Regions from separate parts of the Homo sapiens genome. Here region 2 is linked to region 1. Evidence: read pairs that join two places in POLR2A ChIA-PET (ENCODE). Cell type or tissue: CD4-positive, alpha-beta T cell. All regions are shown on one strand. Each heading gives the region's core, and the rest is flanking DNA. Links, peaks and the distances in the headings are about the cores only.

The links. Peaks named below come from ENCODE experiments on the same cell type or tissue, not always from the same donor. Only the 100,000 strongest peaks of a DNase experiment are listed, where the experiment ranks them.
Region 2: POLR2A ChIA-PET joins it to region 1 with 27 read pairs; 24 of 35 experiments call an interaction of 5 or more read pairs at or near these places.

Annotation. Positions count from the first base shown.
Region 1 is chr5:139,477,614-139,493,454 of GRCh38, reverse strand. It overlaps STING1 (stimulator of interferon response cGAMP interactor 1), which reads left to right and starts at 10,697. Exons shown (of 8, transcript NM_198282.4): 1 at 10,697-10,905; 2 at 11,153-11,245; 3 at 11,751-11,977; 4 at 12,113-12,296; 5 at 12,557-12,665; 6 at 14,947-15,185. The coding sequence starts at 11,751. It also overlaps the pseudogene LOC101059986. RefSeq lists enhancers at 4,796-4,985, 8,172-8,672, 10,525-10,644, 10,655-10,784, 11,305-11,534 and 1 more and a silencer at 12,137-12,431. In CD4-positive, alpha-beta T cell, for the core only: no CTCF peak of the experiment used is centred there; DNase peaks (open chromatin) are centred at 10,794, 10,914 and 11,974; H3K4me3 peaks cover 2,534 bases; H3K27ac peaks cover 2,722 bases.
Region 2 is chr5:139,411,269-139,427,109 of GRCh38, reverse strand. DNAJC18 (DnaJ heat shock protein family (Hsp40) member C18) reads left to right here. Exons shown (of 8, transcript NM_152686.4): 4 at 753-938; 5 at 1,996-2,105; 6 at 4,293-4,402; 7 at 6,885-7,057; 8 at 12,838-15,841. The coding sequence ends at 12,962. LOC124901082 (a long non-coding RNA gene) reads right to left here and starts at 9,515. Exons shown (of 2, transcript XR_007058960.1): 1 at 9,394-9,515; 2 at 8,518-9,108. RefSeq lists a silencer at 4,599-4,748 and an enhancer at 6,774-7,279. In CD4-positive, alpha-beta T cell, for the core only: CTCF peaks have their summits at 4,427 and 4,629; a DNase peak (open chromatin) is centred at 4,599.

The DNA.
Region 1 (15,841 bases), core at 7,842-15,841:
AACACATTTATAAACTTCGATGGGGGCAAATTCCATCTAATACTCTGAAAACCATTTCTCATCTCATAATTTACCCAAATCATGTGCACGACTGCAAGAGGAAATAAACAGAAATCTTTAAGCATACATAAGCCACAATGGATTATTAATCTTGTACAGACAATCCAGCATTAAGGCTAATTTGATCTTTTAAACATTTTATGGAAAACATTTGACATTTTCACTAGAAAAGCCCACAAGCTATCATAACCCCAAAGGCATACAGCCGTGGCAGGCAGGGCTCCATCGGGCTCCTCTTGAACTGGGCACCCCTTCACGGGTAGAAAAGCAGGAACACATGTCTTCGCTTCCTGCTGCTCTGCACACACATCACAATATCTTGCAGAAGGTGGTTTCTGTCTTCCTTGGAGACATTAAACACTTTCACATCATTTCTGTTTCTGATTTCTTCTACAAGGGCCAGTGACTTTCCTTTAGGGACTGGGATTGTGCCAGCGATTATAGTCCCTGGGGTAGATAGCATCTGACAAACAGATTGGATGAAAGGCTAACTAAAGAGTTTCATTTTCCCACTCTCATCAGTGACACACACTCTCTGCCCTGGGTCACTGCTGGAATCTGCATTCCTCAAGATAGGGAGCGCCAACTGCTCAAAATAAGTCAGGTTAACCACATAATGCCCAACTTGGCATCCACATTTTCCAGGTGGAGGCTCTAACCCAACTCTAAATAAAGGCCCCTGGATGCCAAACAACACGATGACATCAAATCCTATTCTTCTCCCTCCCTGTCTGACTTCCTCTCTATAAAATCCACTGGGGTCGTGGTCAGGGTTGCAGTCGGGTTAGGGTTGCAATTCAGGTCAGGTCCAGGTCAGGGTCACGATTCAGGCCCTGCTCACCCTGTACCGTAGGCCCCCAGCAATTTTCTTTTTTTTTTTTTGAGATGGAGTCTCACTCTGTTGCCCAGGCTGGAGTGCAGTGGCATGACCTTGGCTCACTGCAACTTCCACCTCCCAGGTTCAAGCGATTCTCCTGCCTCAGCCTCCCGAGTAGCTGGGATTACAGGCATGCATCACCACACCTGGCTAATTTTTGTATTTTTAGTATAGACGGGGTTTCGCCATGTTGGCCAGGCTGGTCTTGAACTCCTGACCTCAAGTGATCCGCCCACCTTGGCCTCCCAAAGTTCTGGGATTACAGGCGTGAGCCACTGCACCCGGCCCCCAATTTTTTTTTTTTTTTTTTTCTGAGATGGAGTCTCGCTGTGTCACCAAGTTGGAGTGCAGTGGCATGACCTTGGCTCACTGCAACCTCCGCCTCCCGGGTTGCAGCGATTCTCCTGCCTCAGCCTCTCAAGTAGCTGGGATTACAGGCACCCACCACCATGCCCAGCTAATTTTTGTATTTTTAGAAGAGACGGGTTTTCACCATGTTGGCCTGGCTCGTCTCGATCTCCTGACCTTGTGATCCACCCGCGTCAGCCTCCCAAAGTGCTGGGATTACAGGCGAGAACCACCGCGCCTGGCTCAAAATTTTTTTAAAATAAAAAAATAAGATATCACTTCACATACACTAGATGGCTAGAATTTAACAGGCAGAGAATAGCAAATATTGACTAGGAGGTAGAGAAACTGGAACCCTCATACATAACTAGTGGGAAAGTAAAATGGTGCAACCACTTGGAAAGCAGTCTGGCAGTTCTTCAAAAGTTTATATATAGAGTTGCCATATGACCAAGCATCCCCTCACCCAGGTACATACCCAAGAGAAATGAAAATGTGTGTCCACACAAACACTTGGGCATGAATGATCATTGCAGCATTATTTATAATAGTCAAAAAGTGGAAATAACTCAATTGTCCTTAACTAATTAATGGTCAATAAAAGTGGTATATCAATGGAACATTATACACAATGGAATATTTTTGGCAACAAGAAGGATAAAAAGAAATGAAGTACTGATACATGCTACAACATGGGCAAACCTGTAAAACATGATGCTAAGGGCAGGGCGCAGTGGCTCAGGTCTGTAACCCCAGCACTTTGGGAGATCAAGGAGGGCTGATCACCTGAGGTCAGGAGTTCGAGACCAGCCTGGCCAACATTGTGAAACCCTGTCTCTACTAAAAATACAAAAAATTAGCTGGGCATGGTGACTCGTGCCTGTAATCCCAGCTACTCAGGAGGCTGAGAGAGGAGAATCGCTTGAACCCAGGAGGCGGAGGTTGCAGTGAGCTGAGATCGCACCACTGCACTCCAGCCTGTGTGATGGAGCGAGACCCCATCTCAAAAACACACACATAAAAAACAAACAAAAAAAAACCATGATGCTAAGAAGCCGGACACAATCACATATTGCATGATTCGATTTATGTTGTGTCCAGTATAGGCAAATCTATAGATACAGAAAGCAGATTAGTGGTTGTCTGGGGATGAGGTAGGGGTGTTGGTTGGTGGTTGGGGGTTGATGGTTATATTAGTCCATTCTCACACTACTATGAAGAAATACCCAAGACTAGATAATTTATAAAGGAAAGAGGTTTAATTGACTCACAGTTTTGCATGGCCGGGGCGGCCTCAGGAAACTTACAATCACGGCAGAAGGAAAAGGAGAAGCAGGCACCTTTTTCACAGGGCAGCAGGATGGAATGAGTGTAAGCCGGGGAAATGCCAAACGCTTATAAAACCATCAGATCTCATGAGACTCACTCACTATCATGAGAACAGCATGGGGGAAACCACCTCATCATCCAATTACCTCCACCTGGTCCCACCCTTGACATGTAGGGATTATGGGGATTACAATTCAAGATGAGATTTTTGGTGGGGACAGAGCCAAACTATATCAATGGCTAAAGGTACAGGTTTCTTTTGGGAGTGACAAAAATGTTCTAAAATTAACTGTGGTGATGGTTGCACAACTATGTGAATATACTTAAAACCATTGAATTGAATAGCATGCTTTAAGTTGGTGAGCCGTATAATATATGACATATCTCAATAAAGCTATTATCAAAATGAGTAAATAAATAAACAAGACTGGGCGCAGTGGCTCATGCCTGTAATCCCAGCACTCTGGGAGGCTGCGGGGGATGGACCACCTGAGGTCGGGAGCTCAAGACCAGCCTGACTGACATGGAAAAACCCCATCTCTACTAAAAATACAAAATTAGCCAGGCATGGTGGTGCATGCCTGTAATCCCAGCTACTAGGGAGGCTGAGGCAGGGGAATTGCTTGAACCTGGGAGGCGGAGGTTGCAGTGAGCAGAGATCGTACAATCGCACTCCAGCCTGGGCAAAAAGAGCAAAACTCCATCTCAAAAATAAATAAATAAATAAATAAATAAATAAATAAATAAATAAATAAATGGTAGATCTCTGCACCCGGCTAGATACCTCCTTCCAACAAAATGTGGGTCCATTGTTCACTTCCTGAAGATATAGCAGCTCAGCCAGCCAGCTGTGCTTCCCTGCCCCCAATCACACCATCATCTAGCCCCTCTTTCCTCATTACGTCTACTAGGATAGCATCTTGTTTAGGGAAGACCATGACACAATAGTTAATTCCATGATGGGACAATAGAATTATAACAGAGGGGCAGCTGGAGTCAGACCCAGAAGCCACCCCTGGATTAGATATCAAATCTCTGTGTCTGCAGGAGAGGTGATTTGAGCCCAAGGTAGAAACCAAGGTAAGAGGGGCTGGCAACTCCAAGAGTGTGATTGTCAGTGGTGATAATGATGGTGATGGTGCTGGTGGTGGTGATAAGAGTTAGCAATTACTGGCAGGGTGCAGTGGCTCACATCTGTAATCCCAGAACTTTGGGAGGCTGAGGTGTGTGGATTGCTTGAGCCTAGGAGTTCTAAGCCAGCCTGGACAACATGGTGAAACCCCATCGCTACAAAAAAAAAATACAAAAATTAGCTAGGCATGGTGGTACAAGTCTATAGTCCTTGCTACTTGGGAGGCTGAGGTGGGAGGATTGCCTGAGTCTGGGAGGTCAAGGCTGCAGTGAGCTGTGATTGTCATTGCACTCCAGCCTGGGAGACAGACCCTGTCTCAAAAACAAACAAACAAGCAAAAAAAAACAAAAACAAAAAATGACTGGGCAAGGTGGCTCATACCTGTAATCCCAGCACTTTGGGAGGCCGAGATGGGTGGATCACTTGAGGTCAGGAGTTCAAGACCAGCCTGGCTAACATGGTGAAACCCCATCGCTACTAAAAATACAAAAATACAAAAATAGTGGCATGTGTCTGTGGTCCTAGCTACTCGGGAGGCTGAGGCAGGAGAATCGCTTGAACCCAGGAGGCGGAGGTTGTAGTGAGCCGAGATTGCACCACTACACTCTAGCCTGGGCAACAAAGTGAGACTCCATCTCAAAATAAATAAATAAATAAATAAAATAAAAAGACTTAGCAATTACTGAGCATTTACAAATCAGGTCTGCACATGCATTTATGCATTTTTTCTTTCCATTCTCAAAACAATTCTGTCAGATAAAAGATGTTGCTATCCCCATTTTAGGTATGAGGAAATTTGGGTTTAAAGAGGTTGCATATCTGGGCCAAGGTCACACAGCCAGAAGAAGCAGAGGCCAGATTGGAAACCAGGTCTACTGTGATCAACTGATAAAATCCCCCCAATGTCCCTATTCTGGTAGGATTAAGGGGCACTGAGGTTGTGTGGGCAAAAGAGTGGCTCCATAGAGGCCAGAGGCCTCCCTACCCCATTCACACTCTGTCCAAGGCCCAGAGTCCCCTGAATGAAAGCATGGGGGCTTATTTCTCACTGGGACCACTGATAATGAGTTTCAGGGAAGACTCGTGAAAGCTGTAACTCAGCTGGAAATAGAAATGAAAGCCAGCCCAGACCAGCACTTCCGGGGTGTCTGGAGGGAAGAAGCAACTACCAGAGGAAGGAGCAGGCTGTGGAGCGGAGTGTGGGAACTCAGCACCACCAGCCTGAGAGCTGCAGCCAGTAAGCCAGGCAGCCTGGAACTTGGGCCTAACTTCCCTCCATGGCCCTCAGCTTCCTCTTTGGAGGACCAGATGGTCAGTCTGGAAGAGCTGTGATGTCCCTGCTTGTCAATACAGCTGAAGTGTCTTACTGCTGAGGACAATCCCATGAATGCAGCTGTTGTGATGCTTCCTAGGTACTGAGGCCCTGGCCACAAGCCACAAGGGTCCCACCCACCCTCCAGTCCCGTTCTTATACCACTGACCCTGTTATGAATTAAGTTGTGTCTCCAAAAAGATAATACTGAAATCCTAATCTATGGTAGTTGTGAATGTGACCTTACTTGGAAATAGGGCCTTTGCAGATGCAATTGAGTTAAGGTGAGGTCATTAGGGTAGGTCCTAATCCAGTGACTGGTGCTTTTTTTTTTTTTTGAGACAGAGTCTTACTCTGCCCCCAGGATGGAGTGCAGTGGTGCAATCTCAGCTCACTGCAATGTCCACCTCCTGGGCTCAAGCAATTCTGCCTCAGCCTCCTGAGAAGCTGGGATTACAGGCGTGAGCCACCATGCCCAGCTAATTTTTTTTTTTTTTTGAGATGGAGTTTCGCTGTTGTTGCTCAAGCTGGAGTGCAGCGGCGTGATCTCGGCTCACTGCAACCTCCGCCTCCTGGGTTCAAGAGATTCTCCTACCTCAGCCTCCTGAGAAGCTGGGATTACAGGGTCCTGCCACCACACCCACCTAATTTTTTGTATTTTTAGTAGAGACGGGGTTTCACCATGTTGGCCAGGCTGGTCTCGAACTCCTGACCTCAGGTGATCCATTTGCCTCGGCCTCCCAAAGTGCTGGGATTACAGGCATGAGCCACCGTGCCTGGCCTTTTTTTTTTCTAGAGATGGGGTCTCCCTGTGTTGCCCAGGCTGGCCTTGAACTCTAGCCTCAAGCAATCCTCCTGCTTCAGCCTCCCAAAGCACTAGGATTACAGGCATGAGCCACTGTACCTTCACCTGGTGTCTTCATAACAAGAAAGGCTATGTGAAGACAGAGACACAGAAGGGAGAATGGCACGTGATGAAGGAGGCAGAGGTTGGGTCCAGACACACCTGGGACTACCAGAAGGTAGAAGTGGCAAGGAGAGATCCTCCTCTAGAGCGGGAGTCCCCAGTCCCTGGGCCTCGGACCAGAACTGGTTTGTGGCCTGTCAGGAACCGGGCTGCAGTGGGCGAGCGAGCATTACAGCCTGAGCTCTGCCTCCTGTCCGATCAGTGGCGGCATTAGATGCCCATAGGAGTGCGAACTCCATTGTGAATTGCACATGCGAGGGATCTAGGTTGCATGCTCCTTAGGAAAATCCAACTAATGCTCGGATGTGAGGTGGAACAGTTTCACCCTGAAATCATCCCCCTTCCCATCCATGGAAAAATCGTCTTGCAAGAAACCAGTCCCTGGTGCCAAAAAGGTTAGGGACCGCTACTCTAGAGATTTCAGAGGAAGTGTGGCCCTACCAACACCTTGATTTTGGACTTCTAGCCTCTGGAACTATGAGAGAATAAACATCTGTTGTTTTTAGCCACGAAATTTGTGATACTTTGTTATGGCAGTTCTTGGAAACTAACAGAGACCCCTCCACATGCTTACTTGCCCCAGCTGCACCAGCCATTGCTCTGTTCCTCCACTGCCTGGCTCCTTCCCACTCCAGGGCCTTTGTGTGTGCTGCTCCTTTCAGAATGTTGCACACCCACCCGCCCTCCATCACTCCCATCCTCCTTCCAAACTCAGGGTAAATCGCTGCCTTCAGGGAAACCTGACCCTGGGTATTCCAATTTCCGCTCACGGCAGCAGGCTGAGTGCATTCCTTGTAGCCCTGCCACATCTGTAGTTAACTACTTACTCATACAGTTGTGTTCTGCCCATTTCCCCTGTCCAGCTGTAGGTGCCATGACAAGTACTGACCTGGCACGTGCACCAGCAGTCCTATCCCATGCAAAGCACGGTACACACAGGGATAGACTGCATGGATTAAGGGTGTGCGGAAATCCTGGCCTGGCACTGGAAGGCCCAGGCTGTGGGGCCTCTGCTCCCTTCGCAGCCTGCACTCCTTCCCGCACCCTGCAGGACCTTTCTCTCCAGGCAGGCCAGGCTAGGCTGGCTTCCCGGCTTCCCTGGACCCCACCATTCCCACTCCTTTTGGCCAAGCCCCAGCTTACTTTATCTGAATGACCTGGCCTCAGTGCCTTCTGCGCCTGCAAGGTCTGCATTAGAGCAGGTTCAGACTCAGGGAAATGAGCCCAGAGTAGCAGGTAGGGCAGAGGGGAGGGAGAGGGGACAGACGGGAGTGGAAGGAGGTCTTAAGACTGAGACAATGTTGGGATTCTCTCTCTCTCTCTCTCTCTCTCTCTCTCTTTTGAGACTAGGTCTTGCTCTGTCACCCAGGCTGAAATGCAGTGGTGTGATCATAGCTCACTGCTGCAGCCTTTAACTCCTTGGGCTCAAGCGATCCTACTGCCTTGAGCTCCCAAAGCACTGGGATTACAGGCGTGAGCCACTGTGCCCAGCTGGATTTTCTTTACGGCATATTTTAAACATTAAACAGGTCAGGCATGGTGGCTCACGCCTGTAATCCCAGCACTTTGGGAGGCCAAAGTGGGAGGATCACGAGGTCAGGAGATCAAGACCATCCTGGCCAACATGGTGAAACCCCGTCTGTACTGAAAATACAAAAATTAGCTGGGTGTGGTGGCACGTGCCTGTAATCCCAGCTACTCTGGAGGCTGAGGCAGGAGAATTGCTTGAACCAGGGAGTCGGAGGTTGCAGTGAGCTGAGTTCGCACCACTGCACTCCAGCCTGGCGACAGAGCAAGACTCCGTCTCAAAAATTTAAAAATAAATAAATAAATAAACATTAAACAAATGATACATGTTCAATGTAGGGAAAAGAAATCTTAGAAAACATAATGAGCAAAAAAGGACAATAGAATAAAAATCACCCATATTCCAACTGCACAGAGTAACCTTTGTTAGAACTTTGTCATATATTCTCCTGGATCTTTTTTTTTTTTTTCTGAGATGGAGTCTGCCTCTGTCGCCTAGGCTGGAGTGCAGTGGCACGATCTTGGCTCACTGCAACCTCCGCCTCTCGGGTTCAAGCGATTCTCCTGCCTCAGCCTCCCAAAGATGGCCTCGATCTCCTGACCTCGTGATCTGCCCGCCTCAGCCTCCCAAAGTGCTGGGATTACAGGCATGAGCCACTGCGCCTGGCCTTCTCCTAGGTCTTTATGTGAGCCTATTGTAGAGGAGAGAAAGTGTAGGGAATTCCCTGCATTGTTAGGGCATGATTTTGAAAAACCAGAGTTTCCAGGAAGCCTCATTGCTCCTCTGAGGCCAAGGCATCTATCAATGTGTGTCTTCCCATGTCTGGTCATGATGTGGGGAAGGGTTCAGGGCGAGGACCCCTCTGACCTGGACAGGAATGAACTACTGCTGCTCTGCGGGTGCCATCCTAGCCTCACTCTCCAGGCCTGCCCCTTCTTTGAAGCAGCTTACTGCAGCCAGAGACACTTCCCACCCCAAGGGAACTCAAAGCTTGTGTCAAGGCCAAGGAAAAATTCCCCCTCCGCCCTCTGAAGGCTTGCTGAAAATCACTGACAAGAGGCAGATTAACAGGAGGAAAAATATACAAATTTATTTGATCAGAGTTTTATGTGTCACAGAGGCCTTCAGAATGAAGACCCAAAGACAGAGGGCAAATTGTCTATTTTTACGTTTAGGTTCATTAAAGTATGGACACCCTTGTTGAAATATAATTGGACAGAAAGGGTATGCTCTAATGCTAATAGAATGAGTGGGGAAACCCAGCCTCGCCCGTCTGTCTAGATTCTTCTTGGCCTCTCTGAGCGTGTGTTCCTTCTTTCTGAGTGTGGGGCAGGGCCCTCTCTGGAAGGGGGATTTTATAATCTACACTCAAACAATGTAGGTCAGACCTTCCCTTCCCTTCCCTTCCCTTCCCTTCCTTCCTTTCTCTCTCTCTCTTTTTCTTTCTTTCTTCTCTTTTTTTTTTTTTTGAGACGGAGTTTTGCTCTTGTCGCCCAGGCTGGAGTGCAATGGCACGATCTCGGCTCAGTGCAACCTCCGCCTCCCAGGTTCAAGCAGTTCTCCTGCCTCAGCCTCCCAAGAAGCTGGGATTACAGGCATGCGCCATCACGCCCAGCTAATTTTTTGTATTTTTAGTAGAGATGGGGTTTCTCCATGTTGGTCAGGATGGTCTTGAACTCCTGACCTCAGGTGATCTGCCTGCCTTGGCCTCCCAAATTGCTGGGATTATAGGAGTGAGCCACTGCACCCGGCCTTTTTTTTTTTTTTTTTTGAGATGGAGTTTGACTCTTGTTGCCGAGGCTGGAGTGCAGTGGCATGATCTCGGCTCACCGCAAGCTCCGCCTCCTGGGTTCAAGCGATTCTCCTGCCTCAGCCTCCTGAGTAGCTGGGATTATAGGCACCCGCCACCACGCCCAGCGAATTTTTTGTACTTTTAGTAGAGATGGGGTTTCACTATGTTGGCCAGGCTGGTCTCGAACTCCTGACCTCAAGTGATCCATTTGCCTTGGCCTCCCAAAGTGCGAGGATTACAAGGATGAGCCATTGCGCCTGGCCTATTTTTTTTTTTTTTTTTTTGAGATAGGGTATCACTCTGTCACTTAGGCTGGAGTGCAGTGGTGCCATCACAACTCACTGCAACCTCTACCTCCAGGGGTCAAGTGATGCTCCCACCTCAGCCTCCCAAGTAGCTGGGACTATAGGCGTGTTCCGTCATGCTTGGCTAATTTTTTTTTTTTTTTTTTGTAGAGATGGGATCTCCCTGTGTTGCTTAGGCTGGTCTCAAACTTCTGGGCTCAAGTGATCCTCCTGCCTTGGCCTCCCAAAGTGCTGGGATTACTGGAATGAAATCAAGGCACAGAGCAAGCTGGGCTTTGGAGCAACCCACCAGGCTTCAAGTCCCCACTCTCAATTACTTAAACCAGTTATTTCACCTCCCTGAGCCTCGGATTATCCATCTATAAAATGGGGCTAGAATTATACCTACCTGACAGGGTGGCTGGTGAAATGATATACAAGTGAAGTGATATATGCAACACTTGGCATAATGTCTGGAACAAGGTAAACACTTTATTATTATTATTATTATTATAATTTAGGTTGATGCATGGGGATTTTATAACCTACACTCAAACAATGTAGGTCAGATCATTTTTCTTTTCTTTTCTTTTCTTTTCTTTTGAGACAGTCTCGCTCTTGTTGCCCAGGCTGGAGTGCAGTGGCCTAATCTCTGCTCACTGCAACTTCCACCTCTCAGGTTCCAGCGATTCTCCTGCCTCAGCCTCCCAAGTAGCTAAGATTACAAGCGCCCACCACCACGCCTGGCTAATTTTTGTTTTTAGTAGAGATGGGGTTTCACCATGTTGCTCAGGCTGGTCTTGAACTCCTGACCTCAAGTGATCCACCCATCTCGGCCTCCCAAAGCGCTGGGATTACAGGCATGAGCCACTGTGCCAGGCCTGCAATTACTTTTGCTCCTACCTAATATCATCCCCACAACCGCCTTCTGGGCAGAAACCGGCAGGCTCTCTTGGAGAAGTCACAGGCGTGGCCATTTCCTGCAAAGAGCCAAACCCCCATTCCTCTGTGCCCCTCCTCTCCCACCAAGTGCTTTATAAAAATAGCTCTTGTTACCGGAAATAACTGTTCATTTTTCACTCCTCCCTCCTAGGTCACACTTTTCAGAAAAAGAATCTGCATCCTGGAAACCAGAAGAAAAATATGAGACGGGGAATCATCGTGTGATGTGTGTGCTGCCTTTGGCTGAGTGTGTGGAGTCCTGCTCAGGTGTTAGGTACAGTGTGTTTGATCGTGGTGGCTTGAGGGGAACCCGCTGTTCAGAGCTGTGACTGCGGTGAGTGTTTCTAAACACCCTTGGTTTGGGGGTAGCAAAGGGCAATGGAATGGAGGCTTTCTCAAACCTCACCCCTGACCCCAGGACTCAGGCCCAGCTCATCAGGGCTTTGAGGGAAGGTTCCTACCTCCCTTCCTGAGGAACAGGAAATACCCTCCTTCCCAGCACCAGTAAAGCTGCGGTTTGGAGAAACGCCAGGGCTAGAGTGTTGTGGAGAAACCAATCGTTGTTAACATCTCATTTTCAGGCTGCACTCAGAGAAGCTGCCCTTGGCTGCTCGTAGCGCCGGGCCTTCTCTCCTCGTCATCATCCAGAGCAGCCAGTGTCCGGGAGGCAGAAGGTAGGCTCAAGATCAGCCTGGCAGAACGCCAAACCTAGGGCCCCTGGCACCCAGAGGCGAGGGGGTGCCTGCTGGCTGCCCTGTCCCCACTCCCTGAGCTCTGTTTTCCACTTTGTTGACTAAGGTCCTCCCTGGGGTGGGTTCCGGGGACAGGGGAACCCAGGTCCCCAAGGGTTCTTGGTTGGGTACGGCTGCACAGGACAGCTTCAAGTCTGGGTCTGGGATAGTTGCTGCCTTCTTTCTTCACCACACCTGTGGTCTCCCTGGGTCTTGGTGGGGCGTGTATGTGCAGGCCCTGCTCTGTTTTCAGCAAACCTCGCTGAGACAGGAGCTTTGGGGTGACTTATTCCCAGCCTGCCTCCTAGAGGTGTCTCTAAGAGCAGCCTCTGGGAGTGGCTGGGCACCAGGGAAAGGGGAACTGGGAGGAAGTGCCCAGCCAGAGCCTCAGTCCCAGAAGGGCAGGAGGGCAAGGGGAGAATGGTCATGGATTTCTTGGTGCCCACAGATGCCCCACTCCAGCCTGCATCCATCCATCCCGTGTCCCAGGGGTCACGGGGCCCAGAAGGCAGCCTTGGTTCTGCTGAGTGCCTGCCTGGTGACCCTTTGGGGGCTAGGAGAGCCACCAGAGCACACTCTCCGGTACCTGGTGCTCCACCTAGCCTCCCTGCAGCTGGGACTGCTGTTAAACGGGGTCTGCAGCCTGGCTGAGGAGCTGCGCCACATCCACTCCAGGTGACTCACTGCAGTACCCAGGGACGGGGTATCCAACGTGTGTCACTCCCTTGATGCCTAGCCCTGCCCCTCCTTGAACCTCTCTGGCTGAGCTGGGCTGGGGGCTGGGGTCTGGGGTCTGGCTGTCACTCACAGGTACCGGGGCAGCTACTGGAGGACTGTGCGGGCCTGCCTGGGCTGCCCCCTCCGCCGTGGGGCCCTGTTGCTGCTGTCCATCTATTTCTACTACTCCCTCCCAAATGCGGTCGGCCCGCCCTTCACTTGGATGCTTGCCCTCCTGGGCCTCTCGCAGGCACTGAACATCCTCCTGGGCCTCAAGGTATGACACAGGGGGAGGTAGAAGCTCTGGCCAAGTGGTGGCTGTGGCTGGTGTGACCTGCCCTGAGCTGAGTACTGGGAGTGGGACTGGTTTAAAGGCTGGAGTCCATGGAGTAGAACCTATAATGTCCTGGAACAGTGGGTTTGGCAATGGCAAAAGAGGGATCAAGTCAGGAGCAGGTTGGGAAGCCTTGGAGGAGGAGGAGGAGTTCTCTGGGTGTCCTTGATGGAGGCCCCCCAGCCACATCCTGCTGTCCACAGGGCCTGGCCCCAGCTGAGATCTCTGCAGTGTGTGAAAAAGGGAATTTCAACGTGGCCCATGGGCTGGCATGGTCATATTACATCGGATATCTGCGGCTGATCCTGCCAGGTGGGCCATCCTCTCTGCCCCCATTTCTCGATCTACAAAACAGACACTAAGACACACAGCCTCTTGTGTTTCTAAACACACAGAACTCACTATATTTTTCAAAGCATTTTCATGTCTACCAAATCCTTTAATCCCAAGGCATGAAGGATGTTGCTATGATGCCTAGTTTGCAGAAAGGAATATGGGGCTTAGAGCCATTAAGTGACTTGCCCAAGGTCACTTGTGAATTCTTTTTTTTTCTTTTTGAGAAGGAATCTCCCTCTGTCGCCCAGGCTAGAGTGCAGTGGTACCATCTCGGCTACTGCAACCTCCTCCTTCCAAGTTCAAGTGATTATCCTGGCTCAGGTTCCCGAGTAGCTGGGATTATAGGCACCCACCACAACGCCCGGCTAATTTTTGTATTTTTAGTAGAGACAGGGTTTCACCGTATTGGCCAGGCCGGTACAAACTCCTGACCTCAAGTGATCCGCCTGCCTTAGCCTCCCAAAGTGCTGGGATTACAGGCGTGAGCCCAGCTGTAAATTCTTTCAATAAATATTTACTGCATGCTGTGTGCTCTCATGTGCCTTTTCTAATTCACACCCTATGAGGAAGGAATAATCTTTATTCCTGTTTTATTTTATTTATATATTTTTTAAAAAGAAGAGGGTTTTGCTATGTTACCCAGCCTGGTCTCAACTCCTGGGCTCAAGCAATCCTCCTGCCTTGGCTTCCCAAAGTGCCGAGATAACAAGCAGGAGCCACCAAGCCCATACCTATTTTAGATTTTTTTTTTTTTTTTTTTTTGAGACAAAGTCTCACTCTGTTGCGCAGACTGGAGTGCAGTAGCACAATCTCAGCTCACTGCGACCTCTGCCTCCTGGGTTCAGCCTCCCAAGTAGCTGGAATTACAGGTCCCTGCCACCGGCATGGCTTTTTTTTTTTTTTTTTTTTTTTTTTTTGTATTTTTAGTAGAGACAGGGTTTCACCATGTTGCCCAGGCTGGTCTTGAATTCTTGACCTCAAGTAATCCACCCACCTTGGCCTCCCAAAGTGCTGGGATTACAGACATGAGCCACTGCACCAGCCTTAGATTTTTTTTTTTTTTTAAGATGGAGTTTCACTTTTTCACCCGGGCTGAAGTAGAGTGGCACAATCTGGGCTCACTGCAACTTCTGCTTCCCAGGTTCCAGTGATTCTCCTGCCTTAGCCTCCCAAGTAGCTGGGATTTTAGGTGCCTGCCACCACGCCCGGCTAATTTTTGTATTTTCAGTACAGACGGGGTTTCACCATGTTGGGTAGGCTAGTCTCAAACTCCTGACCTCAGGTGATCCACCCACCTCGGCCTCCCAAAGTGCTAGAACTATAGGCATGAGCCACTGTGCCTGGCCTTTTTTTTTAAGTGCAGTTCTGAGAGGTAAAGTGATTTATCCGATATCACATAGCTTAGAGAGAGGAAGAGAAAGGATTTGAACCCAGGTTTGTCCAGAGCCTGGACCCTAGACCACTGCACCGTGGAGCCTGTGTTTGTTGTTGTTGTTGTTGTTGTTGTTGTTGTTGTTGTTGTTGTTGTTGTTTTGAGATGAAGTCTCTTTCTGTTACCCAGCCTGGAGTACAGTGGTGACAAGATCTCAGCTCACTGCAACCTCTGCCTCCCAGGTTCAAGTGATTCTCCTGCCTGAGCCTCTTGAATAGCTAGGATTACAGGCACGTGCCACCATGCCTGGCTAATTTTTGTATTTTTAGTAGAGACAATGTTTCACCATGTTGCCCAGGCTAGTCTCAAACTCCTGACCTCAAATGATCCACCTGCCTCAGCCTCCCAAAGTGCTGGATTACAGGCGTGAGCCACTGTGCCTGCCCTAAGCCTGTGTGTTTTATTCTTCTGACTTGCAGGCTAAAGCGGCAGCTCTTCCATATCTCATTGCTATCTCCTAGGGCTTCCGCTAGGAGACTGATCTGGGGCTAGAGGCCTCCCTCTGTGCACACGAGAATGCTGGAAATGTCACCTCTCAGGGCTCTGCCTGCCTCTCAGCCCTGAAAGCCATGGTGGAAAGGGGTGGCGCTGACATAGACATCTGAGGAAAGAAGTGAGGGAGGGTAAAGGGTGGTGCAGTAAGAGGAGGGGTGGGGAGGGCTTTTGGAGGCGCTGCCCCTCCTGGCCTCCTGTACAATGAGAGTGCACTGGACTCTCCATTCTCTGGCACCCACACACTGCGGGGGCCAATGACCTGGGTCTCACTCCTGAATCAGGTGGGAGATAGGGTTAGCAGGAATAACTTCTTGGGCTTCCCTGCCTCAGAGCTCCAGGCCCGGATTCGAACTTACAATCAGCATTACAACAACCTGCTACGGGGTGCAGTGAGCCAGCGGCTGTATATTCTCCTCCCATTGGACTGTGGGGTGCCTGATAACCTGAGTATGGCTGACCCCAACATTCGCTTCCTGGATAAACTGCCCCAGCAGACCGGTGACCATGCTGGCATCAAGGATCGGGTTTACAGCAACAGCATCTATGAGCTTCTGGAGAACGGGCAGCGGGTAAGTGTGCAGGGGAGTGGGGGTCTCTGAGGAGGGGTCAGGACCCCAGAACCCTGGGCCCTAGCCAAGCACTGATGAAAATTCACTGCCCTTCTCTGAGCTGTAGTGTCCCTAGCTGGTCCCAGGTCTGGGCAGGATTCAGCTCTGAATGATAATGATGAGTAACATTTATCGAGCACTTACTACAAGCTGGATGCTATTCTGGGTGTGTCATCTGATCACCTCATTGAATTCTCACCACCACCCTATGGGGTAGGGACTGTTAGCATTCCCACTTTACAGAGGAGGACACTGAGGCTCAGAGACACCGTAGGAAAGTGGACGATTTAAACTTGACTGTACCATGCTCTTGACCATAAAGCTGCCCCAGACGAAGGCTGTGAGAACATCTGAAGGATTCATGTGGGTGCAGGGGAACCCAGACCAGAGTTGAACCCAGAGCCTAGCCCCAGACCTGATTCCCAGCTGGAGCAGTTGACAGCCTCGGGTCTTGCCCTAGGATCTTGGAAGAAGGATCTGTGAAGGGTAAATTTAGCCCAGCCGTGTCCCTGATTTCAGAGTTGGGTATCAGAGGCAAAGGCAGGCCAGACAGCATAGACCCCATTAGGGTGGCCACCTCCCAGGACTCTATCGTTACAGGCTGAGGGAGTGGGGCC
Region 2 (15,841 bases), core at 1-8,000, 59 kb after region 1:
TTTTTTGGACTACAAGTTAAAATATCACTACTGATGTGTGAACTGTTTCCAACATAAACTATTGCACTCAAGTGAAATAAGAACACTTTTTTGGCCAGATGCAGGGCTCACACCTATAATCCCAAACTTTTGGAGGCCAAGGTGAGAGGATCACTAGAGGCCAGGAATCTGAGACTAGTCTGGGCAATGCAGCAAGACCCTATCTCTAAAAAAATTTTTTTTAAAGTAAAGAGCACTCTTTGTGTGTGTGTGTGTGTGACAAAGTCTCACTCTGTTGCCCAGCCTGGAAGGCAGTGGCATGATCTCGGCTCACTGCAACCTCCCAAAGTGCTGGGATTATAGGCATGAGCCACTGCACCTGGCCAGAACACATTTTTTATGAATGAGAGTGCTGACCAGTTGGAGAACATTTCCCCAACATGCCTGGGACTTGTGGTGACTGGGAACCCGAACTGAGGGGGGCTTCCTAACTTCTAGGACAGCTGGGATGACTACAGGACTGTTGATTGGGAGTTAACTCACTGCAGCAGAAGTTCTTAATTCCTGTGATTCCAATGTTGTTGTTTCTGGCGATCAGGGAAAACCTGAAGGGCAAGCACTGTGGAGAACTTTCTAGGCCCAAGCATCTCTTCTTGGGCCCCTGCGAAGTTGTCCAGCACGAGTCACCTCTAGGCTCTTTGTCACTGCTGCTGTGATCACTCTCAGCCATAGCAAAGACTGTGTCCTCATGTGCTGGTTCTTGTTGGTTGCAGCAATAGGAAATGCATTTGCAGTCCTGAGCAATCCTGATAAGAGACTTCGCTATGATGAATACGGAGATGAACAGGTGACTTTCACTGCCCCTCGAGCCAGACCTTATAATTATTACAGGGATTTTGAAGCTGACATCACTCCAGAAGAGCTGTTCAACGTCTTCTTTGGAGGACATTTTCCTACAGGTTAGTCTCCCCAAATTATCATTCTTAAACATATTTCTTTATTTATGGCTCTCAGCAAGCTCCTGTTTGAAAATCTGAATAGAGGTACAATGGTATGATGGAAACAGCAAGGATCTAGAATCAGTTGAGCAGGAGTTTGAGGCAAGTCTCCAGCCCCCAGCTGTGCATAATTTTGACCAAATCATTTAGTCTCTCTGACCCTGTTTCCTCTCCTGAAAAATGGGGCTGTTAATAATACCTACTTCACAGGGTCACTGTGAGGATTAGATATTTTTAAGTGCCTTATAAATAAGTAACAAAATGCCTATTATTGTTGTGTAAAATAGCACTTACAAAGATAGAAGATAGGAAAGTACCCCCCAGCAAGTTGGAAGTTGGTATAATTCAATGCCCAGGAAGTAAATTGAATTTTATGAGTTGCTATTAAAAGATACCAGTGACACAATATGGTATTGGGCACGGAAGCAGACGTGAACATGCCAGATAGGATTCACGGCCCTAATGCTCTCTCTCTTCTAGCCTTTCGGGGTTCTCTCTCACTAGTTGCAAAGGACTATTTAAATGAAGTCAGGAGAGCTCAGCACGCTTTAGCTCCAGCTGGTTCACTTGGCTTGCCTATTGTCTTATTTTTCTACTGGGTAAAATAGGCCAATACTCTATCCTTAACAAACCTAGCTGGGAACAAGGACCTTGAAAAAGGCAAGGAAGGGTCAGGCGCGGTAGCTTACGCCTGTAATCCCAACACTTTGGGAGGCCAAGGTAGGTGGATCACTTGAGTTCAAGAGTTCGAGACCAGCCTGGCCAACATGGTGAAACCCCATCTCTACTAAAAATACAAAAGTTAGCCAGGCATGGTGGCGGGTGCCTGTAATCCCAGCTACTGAGGATGCTGAGGCAGGAGAATCGCTTGAACCCAGGAAGCAGAGGTTGCAGTGAGCCGAGATCACCCCATTGCACTCCAGTCTGGGTAACAGAGCAAAACTCCATCTCCAAAAAAAAAAGAAAAAGGCAGGGAAGGAGTGTTTGCCATATCCCATACCATGTATTTCTTTTCCAGGAAATATTCATATGTTTTCAAATGTGACAGATGACACTTACTATTACCGTCGACGGCACCGACATGAGAGGACACAGACTCAGAAGGAGGAGGAAGAAGAGAAACCTCAGGTACCTAGGGAGGGAGGAGCACTGCTGCCCATAAACAGTTGTACTTGGCCAACCTTGATGGTACATGGTCAAGTTTTAGAAGTTGAACCTGAGATATGTTGCTTTAGGAAAGATGTGCTTTAGGAAAGCAAAAGCAATGGTTAGAAGAGCTGGAAAATTGGCCTAAATAGGCAGAATGGTATCCCCTCCCTCTGCCCATTCTTGGGTGGCTCTCCCAGAATCTCAGCAATCTGTGGGGCTGACTTCATCAAGGCTTTTTTTTTTTTTTTTTTTTTTTTTTTTTTTTTGAGAGAGGGTCTCACTGTCACTCAGGCCGGAGTACAATAGTAGAAACACAGCTCACTACAGCCTCAAACTCCAGGGCTCAACCAATCCTCCCACCTCAGCCTCTCATGTAGCTGGGACTATAGGTGCGTGCCACCATGCCCAGCTCATTTTTTGTAGAGATTATTTCTCACCATGTTTCCCAGGCTGGTCACAAACTCCTGGGCTCAAGTGATCCTCCTGCCTTGGCTTCCCAAAGTGCTAGGATTACAGGCATGAGCCACCGCTCCGGCTTCATAATTTTCTTGGCTGCAGAAAATAGGAATCCTCTTCAAAATATTTAGAACTAAAGGGGGTTTAAGGTAAGGGATCAAAAGAGTCTCATGAAGCTCAAGGACAAGAAGCACAGCTGGGCCTCATGACAGACAGGAACAAGGAACTGGGATACTGTCAGGCTCCCAAGCAGCTGTGCTCTGCAGGACTCTTTGGGCCCAGATTGTCTCCAGTTTTCCTGCCACTCTTTGCCTCTGTTTTGTTTTCACCAAGCAGCTTTGCTTGTTCTACTTCCCCTTGCAAATAGCCAGTCTACAGTGCCTGAGAGTGTGTGTTCTTCCTTAAAGTGATGACCCAGAAGTGAAGGGTGATGAGTTTCAACCCCAAATTCCTAGGAGAGAAAACGTGATTACCTCTGCCAGAGTTGGATGTCCCCTGAGTCCAATCAGCTGTGGCCAAGCATGATGCTAACCTGGCTCCTAGAGCCCCACTACTGTAAGAGGCACAGTCTGGGCAGGTTTACCTAGAGATGTTTGCTTCATTGGTCTTATTAATGGGGCTGCAGGGGGATTACTGGGTGTCAATCCAGGTTGTTGTTGGACCTCCTTCAGCCTGCTCAGCAGAGAGAGTAAAGGTTATTTGGTATAGATTGAGTATCCCTTATCTGAAGTAAATTGGACCAGTAGTATTTCAGATTTCAGATTTTTTTTTTTTTTTGGATTTTGGAAATTTGCATTATACCATTATATATTTGACAATTCCTAATCTGAAAATCTGAGGCTGGGTGCTATGGCTCACACCTGTAATCCTAACACTTTGGGGGAACTGAGGCAGGAGAATTGCTTGAGCCTAGGAGTTTGAGATTAGCCTGGGCAACATGGCAAGACCTTGTCTCTACAAAAATTTAAAAATTAGCTGGACACGGTGGTGTGCACCTGTGGTCCCAGCTTCTCAGGAGGCTGAGGCGAGAGAATCATCAGAACCCAGGAGGTCAAGGCTGCAGTGAGCCATGTTTGTGTCACTGTACTCTAGCCTGGGTGACAGAGCAAGACCATGTCTCAGAAAAAAAAAAAAAAAGGAAATCCAAAATGCTCCAATGAGCATTTCCTTTAAGTGTCATCCTGGTACTCAAAAAGTTCTAGATTTTGGAGCATTTGTGATTTTGAATTTTCTGATTAGGACTGCCCAACCTGTACTTCTCAGCTGAAAGTACAGCCTTCCCAGAAAAGCCTGGGGCTTTGTGGATCCTCCTATGCAGTGCATTGATAATTTGTTATTTTCTTTGGAGCAACTATCTTATTTTCAATAAGCTTTATATTGATAAAGAACACTTACAGGCCAGGCGCAGTGGCTCACACCTGTAATCCCAGCACTCTGGGAGGCCGAGGTGGGCAGATCACGAGGTCAGGAGATCGAGACCATCCTGGCTGCGGTGAAACCCTGTCTCTACTAAAAATACAAAAACTAAGCCGGGCGTGGTGGCGGGTGCCTGTAGTCCCAGCTACTCGGGAGGCTGAGGCAGGAGAATGGCGTGAACCCGAGAGGCGGAGCTTGCAGTGAGCCGAGATCGCACCACTGCACTCCAGCCTGGGCGACAGAAAAAAAAAAAAGAACACTTACAGCAAGTTTTTATTTTTTTTTCTTTTTCAGACTACATATTCTGCATTTATTCAGCTACTTCCAGTTCTTGTGATTGTGATTATATCTGTCATTACTCAGCTGCTGGCTACTAATCCCCCATATAGTCTGTTCTATAAATCGTAAGTCTGGTATTTCTAAATCTTTCTCAGTAACAGTCTGGGGGTGAAAGACTTGAAGGTTTTGCTGATACATTACTAACATTTCATTTCACCTTTTGCTGTAGAAAACACCGATTTGATGTTTAAAGGAACAGCTGGGTAGTCATGGTGCTGAGACTCAAAAATACTGAGGCAGTCTCCTGTGTGCCTCGGGAAATAGATTGTCTTGTTCTATAGTGACATCATCTGGTCAGCTGCAGAACAGCAGTAACTGGTTTTTGAAGGATCAGTAGAATTTAAGGTTTAGATGAACTCATTATCACACCATGGTAGAGTTAGAAAGACTCTGTTAAGCTGTTGATAGGATTGCTGGACCCTGTGGGTCTCGGAGCATAGTATTAATAATGGGGATCAAGTGATTATTTTCAATTTTTTTGTTTTTGTTGAAAATAGAGAAATTCCTTGTAATGCTTTTTGCGTATAGATTATAAACTCTGATAGGATTTTTAAAAATTTCTTCAATTAATTCTTTCAGTTGATTCAGTTCCCAAAGTTTGGTCCCCAGACCAGCCATCGTCAGCATCAACAGGCAACATGTTAGAAAGGCAGATTCTAGGGCCCCTCCATATCCATTGAATTAGAGGCTCTGGGGGTAGGACCAGAAGTCTGAGTTTTAAAAAACCCTCTAGATTATTCTGGTCCACACTGAAGTTTGAGAATCACTAGATTATCTTTTTTGTTAATAATGAATAATAAATTATTATTCATTATTATAATTTAGTGGGAAAAAAACCTTTTAAAAGTAGAATTTATTAGACAATATATAACAGGAAGAGTCTTTGTCAGTGATCACTGTAGACAAGACCATCATTCCAGGTCAATCCAGGTCAGTATTTCCTTTTTTGTTTGTTTTTGTTTTTTGAGACAGAGTCTCACTCTGTCGCCTGGGCTGGAGTGCAGTGGTGCAATCTGGGCTCACTTCAACCTCCACATCCCTGGTTCAAGGAATTCATGTGCCTCAGCCTCCTGAGTAGCTGGAATTACAGGCGGCACGCACCACCACACCCGGATAATTTTTATATTTTAGTAGAGACAGGGTTTCACTATGTTGGCCAGGCTGGTCTCAAACTCCTAACCTCAGGTGATCTGCCCACCTTGGCCTCCCAAAGTGCTGGGATTACAGGCATGAGCCATCGCGCCCGGCTAGTATTTTCCTTTTACAGAGAGCGAAGCTGAGGCTGAAAGAGAGGTTTCTTTTTATTGTTTTTGTTTTCGAAGCAGTCTTGCTCTGTCACCCAGGCTCCCAGGCTGAAGTGCAGTGGTGCAATCTTGGCTCACTGTAATCCCCTTCTCCCAGGTTCAAGCGATTCTCATGCCTCAGCCTCCTGAGTAGCTGGGATTATAAGCATGTGCCACCACACCTGGCTAATTTTTGTATTTTTTAGTAGAGACTGGGTTTCACCATGTTGGCTGGGCTGGTCTCGAACGCCTGACCTCCACCTTTCTTGGCCTCCCAAAGTGCTGGGATTACCGTCATGAGCCACTGCACCTAGCCTTCATAGAGAGGTTTTTGCCATCAGGCCACACTGGCCTGATTCCCTCTGTTTCCCAGCTTCTCATGTTTTTCCATATGGCACTTTAGCTTTCTTTCTTGTGAGGCCAGCGGGGTAAGCACGGACCTGCTCTGTAAGCTCCCCCAAAACCTTAGAGTGAGGGGAGAGCAGTCATGGCTTCAGCTCTTACTCTAATTAGAGAGGATCAAAGGAGAGGGCCGGAAAAAGGCCAAATAAAATATAGCCCCTTTAATGTAGAATTTGTCCAGTTTGAAGAAAACCATTTCTGTCACATTGTTTTAACTTGAGTTTGAGGTCCCTTCTATGTTTCCTTATGGTTAGAATTAGTCAGCTCAGTACTCTTATTAATGTTGCTAAGCACCAGATACCTTTGGATGTCTTGGACCCACAGAGAGTTAGCTCTAAAGCATCATTGAAATCTTTTGTCTGAGTTTCTTGCAGTTCTCAGTTAGCAGCTATGTGCGAAGTACTTTTTATCATGTCCAAAATATTGCTTCTAGGTTGGTGTGAGCTATCTGTTTTTTTTGTAAATAATTTGCTATATAACATAATCAGTTCATTCAACCAGCATTTATAATAGCCTACTCTGTCAGGTACCATACTAGATCCTACACAACGTAAAAATTGTTTGTTTTAAGCATTCAGCATTCTACTTTTAGCACAGAGAGCAGTATAAGAGAGGTGAGTCCTTTAAGAGAATAAACTATGCTGAAGCTGAATTCATAGTATGAACTTGCTTACATAATACAATTATGATGATGTTATACTTACAACTTTGCTAGGGAAATAAGAAGTGTTGGGTATATTAGAAAATGATATCTGCCTCTGCTCTATGAGCAGATGATGATGATGATATCTGTGAGGGCAGTGCTAAGAGTAATATTGCCAAATATTATGAGCTCACATGAGCCTCTCTCTCCTTGTTTCAGGACCTTGGGCTACACCATTTCTAGAGAAACTCAGAACCTGCAGGTGCCTTACTTTGTGGATAAAAACTTTGACAAGGCCTACAGAGGAGCTTCTCTGCATGACTTGGAGAAAACAATAGAGAAGGATTACATTGATTATATCCAGACTAGTTGTTGGAAGGAGAAACAACAAAGTAAGATACTGTAAAAGGGGCATTAGCTGGTGGCTGTGGTTCCCAGCAGGAGGCACCCCCAGCCTCCTGATCCCTCCTCTCTTCTTGTTTGAGGCTACGCATGTTTATGTGAACAGAGTCAGAGGACAAAGGCCATTCAGGATACTATAAAAAAGTAGGGGAAATTTATTGACAGGATACATGTGGCCAGGACTTGGAAATCTTAGGAATTTAGGCGGCACTAGTCACCTGTCTGTATGTCTGTCTCTCTTTGAGTCTCTACCTCTCTCTGCCAATCTGCCCCCTCTCCTCTCCCCACCAGCTGCCTTCCTTTCTTTCTTCCAGCTTCCCTTTTGCATAACCTTGTTTGCCATGGTTTACAGTGGTTGCCACCCTGCTTATCACTCTCTCAAATTCCCCAGTCTCACCAGTCAGTGCCCCTTTCTGCAGCACACACGTCTGTAAGTTCTTGGTGCTCGCTGATTTGGTCCACAGTTTCCCAATTCCACACTCCCTAGAGGGAAATCTGATCGAGCCAGCCTAACTTTTTGAAACAGAACAAAGGTTTAGAGGTTTCTGGTATGGAATGAGGTGTCCCCTACCCTCACCTCCAGCTGGTTGTGGCCACACAGAACAAAAGCGACCCCTTGGGTCTGCCCCTTTGGGTGTGGCAGGCCTTCCCCCCTATTTCCCTCTCTGGAGACAGTGGGGATGATAGCATCTGCCACTGGCTTACAGCTCCAGCAAGTGTTACTAGGAGTGTCTGCAGCAGGGGTAGCCCCGTCTCAGCCAACAGCTTCACCTTTGGTCCCACTTGAATTCTACACACACATACCGCGTTAGTGACTGTGTCTTCTAAAACTTGGTTTTGATTATTTTTATTTTCTTTTTTATTTTTCAGGAGGTACCCTTTTAACTGAAGTTTTGGCTCATGTTTAAAAAGCAAATTCTGACTCATTTCTAAAGCCTTATTACTGAGTATCATTAAATACCTAATGGAGTCTGATAAAATTAGCTCTTCAGTCACAGTGCTGCTAAGCCCTCATTGACCATCACACACTCCCAACCCCGCCCTCAAGTTAAGCTCTCCTTCCTCTGTGTTCTTAAAGCACTTTGTTCAGCCTGCTAACATAGTACCAATCACACAGTGTTAGAGTTCCAGGGATATATGTCAGTCTCCCCTGCAAGACTATGGACTGTCTGGGAATAAGAACTTGGTCTTACTAATTTTGTGTCCCAGGGTTCTGGCACAGTCCTTGCTTCAGAACAAGTGCTCAACAAATGTCTTTTGAAGAGAGGATTCTCAGGAGTAGAAAACAATGAAAATGCTGAGGATTGTGAATAACAACAGCAGGGTTAGTGTCCTAGCTCACCCTTAGGGACCTGGTCTCTGCCCCCTATTTCTGTACGGCAAAGTCCTAATGTTCTCTCAAGGTGCATTAGGAAGTTGGTGAGCAATGACTCTGGGATATAAGAGGAAATTAAACAGGAAGAGGAAATTCCAATTTATTGAAAAACACTGAGGATTCAGGAAATACTCTACCCCATTGCTAAACTAGATTTTACAAGAATCAAAAATCAGGAAAGAATTTTAGAGCAGGATAAAGGCCTCATATTAAAAGGCAGTATATAGGCCAGGCATGGTAGCTCATGCCTATAGTCCTAGCACTTTGGGAGGCCGAGGCAGGAGGATCACTTGAGTCCAGGAGTTTGAGACCAGCCTGGGAACCCCATCTCTAGAAAAAGTATAAAAATAAGCCAGGTGTGGCAGCACATGCCTGTGGTTTCAGCTACTCAGGAGGTCGAGCCTGGGAGATCAAGGCTGCAGTGAGCTGTGATCACTCCACTGCACTCCAGCCTGGGCCACAGAGCGAGATCCTGTCTCAATAAAAAGGCAGTATATACATGGATCCAAATCAGGTGAAAGCCAGTGTATGTCCTGAAAATCCCCATTGTCTGGGTCCTGGGAGGGCTTTGACTTTGTTGCTTTCTGCAAGAACTGGATGAAAATCTGCATTTCACATTCTTCAAACACCCGCCTGCCCCACATCTTCCTCTGTGGCAGTAAGATGCTGGAATTATACAAAGAGCTCATGGTAAGGATTGCACCAGAGGTAGTTTCTCAGCTTTTGTCCCCATCCCCATGAGGCCTAGTTCAGAGCTTCGGCACTCTCCAGGTATAAATAAAAATCCAGTGAGTGGCCAGGTGTGGTGGCTCATGCCTGTAATCCCAGCACTTTGGGAGGCCAAGGAGGATGGATCACCTGAGGTCCGGAGTTCGAGACCAACCTGGCCAACATGGCGAAACCCCTTCTCTACTAAAAATACAAAAATTAGCTGGGTGTGGTGGTGCGCACCTGTAATTCCAGCTACTTGGGAGGCTGAGGCAGGAGAATCTCTTGAACCCGGGAGGCGGAGGTTGCAGTCTGCTGAGATCGTGCCACTGCACTTCAGCCTGGGTGACAGAGCGAGACTCCATCTAAAAAAAAAAAAAAAAAAAAAAAATCCAGTGAGTAAGCATGATGCGTGTACCCACAAGTTCCAAATGGCAGTTATCAGCACAAACCCCTTAAAAATCTATTTCTGGCATTTAAGTACAGCGGCTATGCAGAGCCTCCACACAACCCAAGTGCCATTTGAGAACAAGCAGCATCTGCCCTCCGAATCCAGCAGCAAGTGCAGCCAACAAGGTTAAATTTAGCACTTGGAGGTTGTAAAAATAAACCCACTTGAGAACAAAGTTCACTCTTGGCAAAATACCAAATGCAAACTGTTTTTAGCAAGGTTAGCCATTGACTTTTTAAATCTTTGTTTGGTTCATTTATTTTTCTCTGCTCTTCCTTAGAATGTTTAATCTGGGTGAAAATTTTTTTTTTTTTTTTTTTTGACAGAGTCTCGCTCTCTCGCTCAGGCTGGAGTGCAGTCATGCAATCTCGGCGCACTGCAACCTCCACCTCCCAGGTTCAAGCGATTCTCCTGCCTCAGCCTCCTGAGTAGTTGGGACTATAGGTGCATGCCACCGTGCCTGGCTAATTTTTGTAGTTTTTAGTAGAGACGGGGTTTCAAGGATGTTGGTCAGGCTGGTCTCGAACTCCTGACCTCAGGTAATCCGCCCACCTCGGCCTCCGAAGTGCTGGGATTACAGGCGTGAGCCACCACACCCGGCCAATCTGGGCAAACCTTTATGAGTAATCCCTTACTATAAACACTAATTGTCCTGTTTACTTCTTCGCAGCTGCATCTAGATAGTAAGCCTGATGCCAGGGCAAGTGGCCACACCACTAGGCTGGGCTGGACGAAGGTAGCAGGCAGGAACTGCCTCTTGGCCTAGCTGAGCTGAGCTGAGCTCCTGGCCCAGACTGGTAGAGGAGCACTTCTTTCCACACCCTTGAGCAGGATAACCTAGTGGGTAGAAGCTTAGGCTTTGAAATGGGGATAGAATCCACTTCCTCCTAGAGAGGTTGTGTGGGTTATGGAAGATGGTATGGGTGTAACTCTTAGCACAGTGTCTGGCACATAGAAAGTGCCTAATTTCTGGTGGAGTCCTGGCTTTACCTGGCTTTGCACTGTAGACTGGATGTAGCACCATCTCATGGGGCTGGATCATGAGGGCAGTTGGGATCTGTTGCGGTCTTTCAGCTGTTGAGACCAATCTGGGCTCTTTTGCAGAGAACCTTAGGAGAGGTTCTGGGTCTTGCTTCTCTTGGCAATTTGCCTGAGTCAGTTTATCTTTAAGGCTCAATGCTCTGTCCATCTGTTACAGTGGCATTCAGAGGAAGGGGAACTTTCTGCTAAGAAGAAAAGGTATTCTCTGGAACCTGCCACTCCCCAAAATTTTTTTTAATTACTTAGAATTTATTGAATATTAACAGAATTTGTCAAAAGTAGCATATTCTTCAAGTTGACCCTTTGTTCATTGAAGGATGAAAGGATTCACTGGCAGTTTGGAGAGAAGTTGCTTTAAGCTTGGTAGTGGGGATGTGGGACATGATTCCTTGAAACACTGACCTTGTACAAGGTCATTGCTCTGGAGCAGGGGTCTCTGAGCTGGTTTCAGTGAACTTTATGAAAAGCAATGTGATATTTTGAGAAAAGCAGTTATCTTTCATCAGCTTGTTGAAGTGGCCTTCAATGTAGAAAATATAAAGAGTCACTAGCCCTTAATGTTTCCTGGAACAAGATTTCAGGGAATGAAGCATTTAGAAAAGCTGAGCAAATGGAAAACCTGAGGAAATCATTTCAAAGAAAAGCAAAACCACAGAATCTGTTTCAATACTGGTGTAACTGTGACTCCAGAGGACTAAAGGCATAGACTGACTTCACAGAGGCCTCCTGGGCAAGGTTACCCACATGCCAAAGTAGCCTGAGATTGGAGTTAGTGCCGAGCCCTGGGCAGGATGCAGGAGCAGAGAGCTTTCATTTGGATATGGCCCATGATCCTCCATGACGCCCCATCACCTGCAAGGGTGACTGTGCCAAGGCAAGCCCTGGCTAGCAGGCGCTGCAGGCACCCTCACCAAGCAGGGAGAGCGCATTGTTCTGGAGCCTGGGAGACCCACTGCTTGCCAAGCAACTGCTGGGCTAGAGCCCAGGCTGTGCGGCCTCCATTGTAGAGGGAGGGTTTTTATGCATATCCATCCCTCACTCTGGAGTCCTGCACTTAATCTGCACTTTGGGCCTTACTTGGGGGTAAATAGCATCATTGTGCACAGAAATGCCAGACAGTGTTTTGTGTTGATAGAAACGTATTCAGAAAGCAATGCCCATTGTTCCCCCTGGCTAAATAATAATTCCGTTTCCAGGCAGTTTGCTGATTAATCAGACAGGTGTCTTTCGTTCCACCAAGAAAAACAAAATCTGTCAGCAAGATGATTAAGAATAGATAGGCATATTTCAAAACAATTAAAATAGCATTTTTACAAGTCTGGTCCTTTAAACATTGAGTAGCTGCCTGCTGTTGGAGGCTTTCAGGAAACACACACCACATCCAAGCATGCCATCCTGTTAATACGCAATACGTCTCTAAAGGTGCTCTTCAGGCATTCCTCCCTGAATATGTCTGAAACCTCACAAAAGAATAAAAAATAGAGGCAACCAAACCACTGTTGAGTCAGGAAACACAGCAGAGATTATATTCTGGTTAAAAATAGAATGACCTTCTCCACCATAAAGAGAAAATGAAATTAATTTAGTCAAGGAGACAAAGGTCACCGGATCCAGATGATTCAACTTTTAGAAAGGCCCAGCTGCCTTTGGCCTTTGAGTTGGGGACCCTACGTGTGGTGAGGGAATGAACAGCGCCAGTAGTGCCCTGGCCTTCTGTGGACGCACACCCGGCAGCAGTAGGCTCTGTGTGCCTTCGCACATGTGAGTTATGATGCAGCAATGCAGGAGAAGAATAAAGCAGCTGTCTGTTTCAGATGACAGGAATAGGCCACTGGACTCCATTCTCTCCCAGCTGCTGTTGGAATCCCGTTTGTAGGAGGCTATAGGGTGGTCTCACTGCACATGCGCAGGTTTCCTAAGTCTGGTGCCAAATGTTTTCTTGGTAAGAACTAAGTCCAGTGCTTTTATAAGAGAGCACAGATACTGTTGGACTGCAGGGTCACAGGTGCCCTTTAATCCTCCACACCTGGTCTAGTACCTAAGACGTGTTTTGTGAATAAATGACTAAATGTTTCTTATATTTAATTGTAAGAAAAAGCTTGAAATGAAGTAAAAGGAGCTTTGACTCCAGAAACATTGAAATGAAACAAAGGAGTTCAGCTCTTGATGAATTGGTTACCTCTTTTATCTTTCAGAGTCAGAGCTGACAAATTTGGCAGGATTATACAGAGATGAACGATTGAAACAGAAAGCAGAGTCGCTGAAACTTGAAAACTGTGAGAAACTTTCCAAACTCATTGGCCTACGCAGAGGTGGCTGAGAGGATAATGGTCCTACGCAGGGCTGGGGTTTTGCTACTTGTTCCTATTTATGTTCCTGATTCCATTTTATAATACAAAACTAGGTAATGATGAACACTTTACTATTTGCTAACTTCGTTGGTTGGGCAGAGTGGCAGGAGCATGGGCACGAGAGCCAGATGTGTCTTCACAGGATCCTTCCTGGGGAGTGGCTCCAGGGACCAGGAGTAGTTCATCTAAGTTAAATTAATGGCAAGGCATTGGATTCCGTCTCCCTGCTCCATGCCTACCCTGCCTATGTGAATGGAGTTCAGGGCATCCCAGAGCAGATCCATGCTTTCTTCCTTCTTCCCTTCTTCAGTGAAGTCTTAAGAACCAGGCATTCCTAGGCTTAGCCAAAGCTTAATATTAGTTATTTACACTGTCTACCAAGAATTATACCTCTCCCTTCATTAGAGTCATCATCTCCGCCAAGATTTAGCCTTTGGAACATGTTCCTGCCCAGCTTTCCATTTTCTAGGGGAATATGGAGAAATTTAAACTATTGTAGTCAATAGTTTTCTATTATTCCAATCTCTGCTCAGTTAGTAGCATTAGCAAACTGCCTAATTTGAGATTCCTTTATTTCCTTAACCCTCTCTCCTTTAGAGAGTCCAGAAATTAAAACTACTGAGCAGCATCTGGAGGCGGGGGCCAGGGCGAAGGTATAATGCAAGACCGAGCCTCATCTCCTCCACGAAGCCTCCCTACTCCATCATAGAACCCAGAGAATGTCCCTTCGGTCATTTCCCCTCAGTATCATCATTGGTGTCATCGCACTTAGGCTGAGTTCCTACATCCCACAGAGGCAGATGGTCAGACCCAGGAGGAGGCATTGCCAGCTCTCCAGGCTGTTTGCTCAAGCCTAGAGATAGAGGAGACAGATCCTCTCTCCTTGGATATGGGGGTCTAGCTTTGGCCCCAGCAGCCACTTTGTTTAACCCAGTATCCTATAGTTTGTGATTTGAGATGATTTTTCATTCATTCAACATTTATTGAGTGCCTACTATAAAAGCAGGGGCTCTCACACATATTTTCTTACTTAAACCTCCTCACAACTCTGAAGTAGATGTATTATCCCTGGTTCTATGAATGAGAACATTGGCCCAGAGAGGATGACCCAGGTCTTGTAGTGGCAGAGCAAGACGGTAGGCTGAGTGTCAAGTAGAAAGTGGGAGAGCATCCTCATGTCTCAGGTGATTCTAGCCAGACTGGCAAAGCAGAACCTTTCCCGAGGATGCCTCCGTCCTCCCCAACCCCATGACCCCTCATCTTTTCTGTGGCAATCTTGCATCTGTTCAGGACAACATCCCTGCTGCTCTTTAGGAAGCAGGACCCTGTCTAACATAAATTCTGTACACAAAATAAGAGGTCCCTCACAGGCAGGCAGCCCTCCACTGGTGACTAGGAAGAATTCAGTCACTGCCTGGGCTGTGTGGTTCTGGGCCTTCCTGTGGAGCTGAGCTGCCTGAATTATCATGACTCTGAACTTGGAAGGATCATTAAGTGACTGTAGCCTACACTCCATGCTTCCTTCATATTGGAAGAAAAGTTTCTGGTAGAGAGTCGGCCGGGTGCACTGGCTCAAGCCTGTAATCCCAGCACTTTGGGAGGCTGTGGCAGGTGGATCACCTGAGGTCAGGAGTTCAAGACCAGCCTGGCCAACACAGTGAAACCCCATCTCTACTAATAATACAAAAATTAGCCAGGTGTGGTGGCACATGCCTGTAGTCCCAGCTACTCGGGAGGCTGAGGCATGAGAATCGCTGCAACTTGCAAGGTGGAGGTTACAGTGAGCTGAAATCACGCCACTGCACTCCACTCCATCTCAAAAAAAAAAAGAGTCTACATTAAACAGATTCCAAAGTAAAGTTTCTTCATCCCAATGCATGGCCATGATTTACACAGACGTGCCTAGCATGGCTCATCAACATCTGAACGGTTGTTCCCTACCATGCCTCTGCAGGCATTCCACAGAGTCAGGAGATGGGTTCACAGGTAAAGATTGGGGGCTTTAGTGGCTTGTAGGGGACAACTGCTCAGTTGCAGGGAGAGGGAGCATTTCTAGAAATAGCCAGATTTTGCTGCCCAACTAGATCTGTCCTCCTGGTTTTAGGGGGCCCTTCTTGATCCCCTCTGAGTGACTGAGGGAGGTTACATTGTAAAATATGTCCATGAGCCAAACAGGCTTATGGAAAGTTCTTCTACACACAAAAAAATCAAAGCTCTCCTCTCCCCATCCCCAACCACTGCTAGAAAATTGGCCATAATGAAACTGACTTGACAGGTTAAAAGACCCTGTCCTAGATGCCCAGGAATCAGGTAGTCACACATTTTATGGACTTCATGGCAGCGATAAGTAATCTGTGATGATACTAAATAGAAGCAATAATAACTAACTCCATTAAATGTCACGCTGATTGTCTGTTTTTATAGCACCGATGGTACTGTTTTATTTATTGCCAATAGACCACAACATTCACATCTGTTTTTCCTCAAGGGAACCGTATTTGCTTTTGGTTGAAGGATTTATCTATTTGATACTATCCAGAATATTGTGAAGCTATAATTTCCTGGGTTATATTTTAGATGGGTTGTCTGCATGGTGGTAAAATAAGCTTTTTCCTCTCGCCTACGTCCTTTGGAAGATCTCCTGATCATACATAACTAGGTAGGGCTTATTCTTGCTGCCGGAGCTTGGCACCCAGCTCTAGACTGTTTCTTTGAGCATTACTGCAGATTGGAGACGTGTGTGAGAGGAGCAGCGCTCAGAAATAGGGCTTGAGGCTCAAGCAGAAACTGAAGCTCTCATTCAAATGAAGATGCTCTCTCTACCGCACGATCGGCAGTGAGAAAAGGA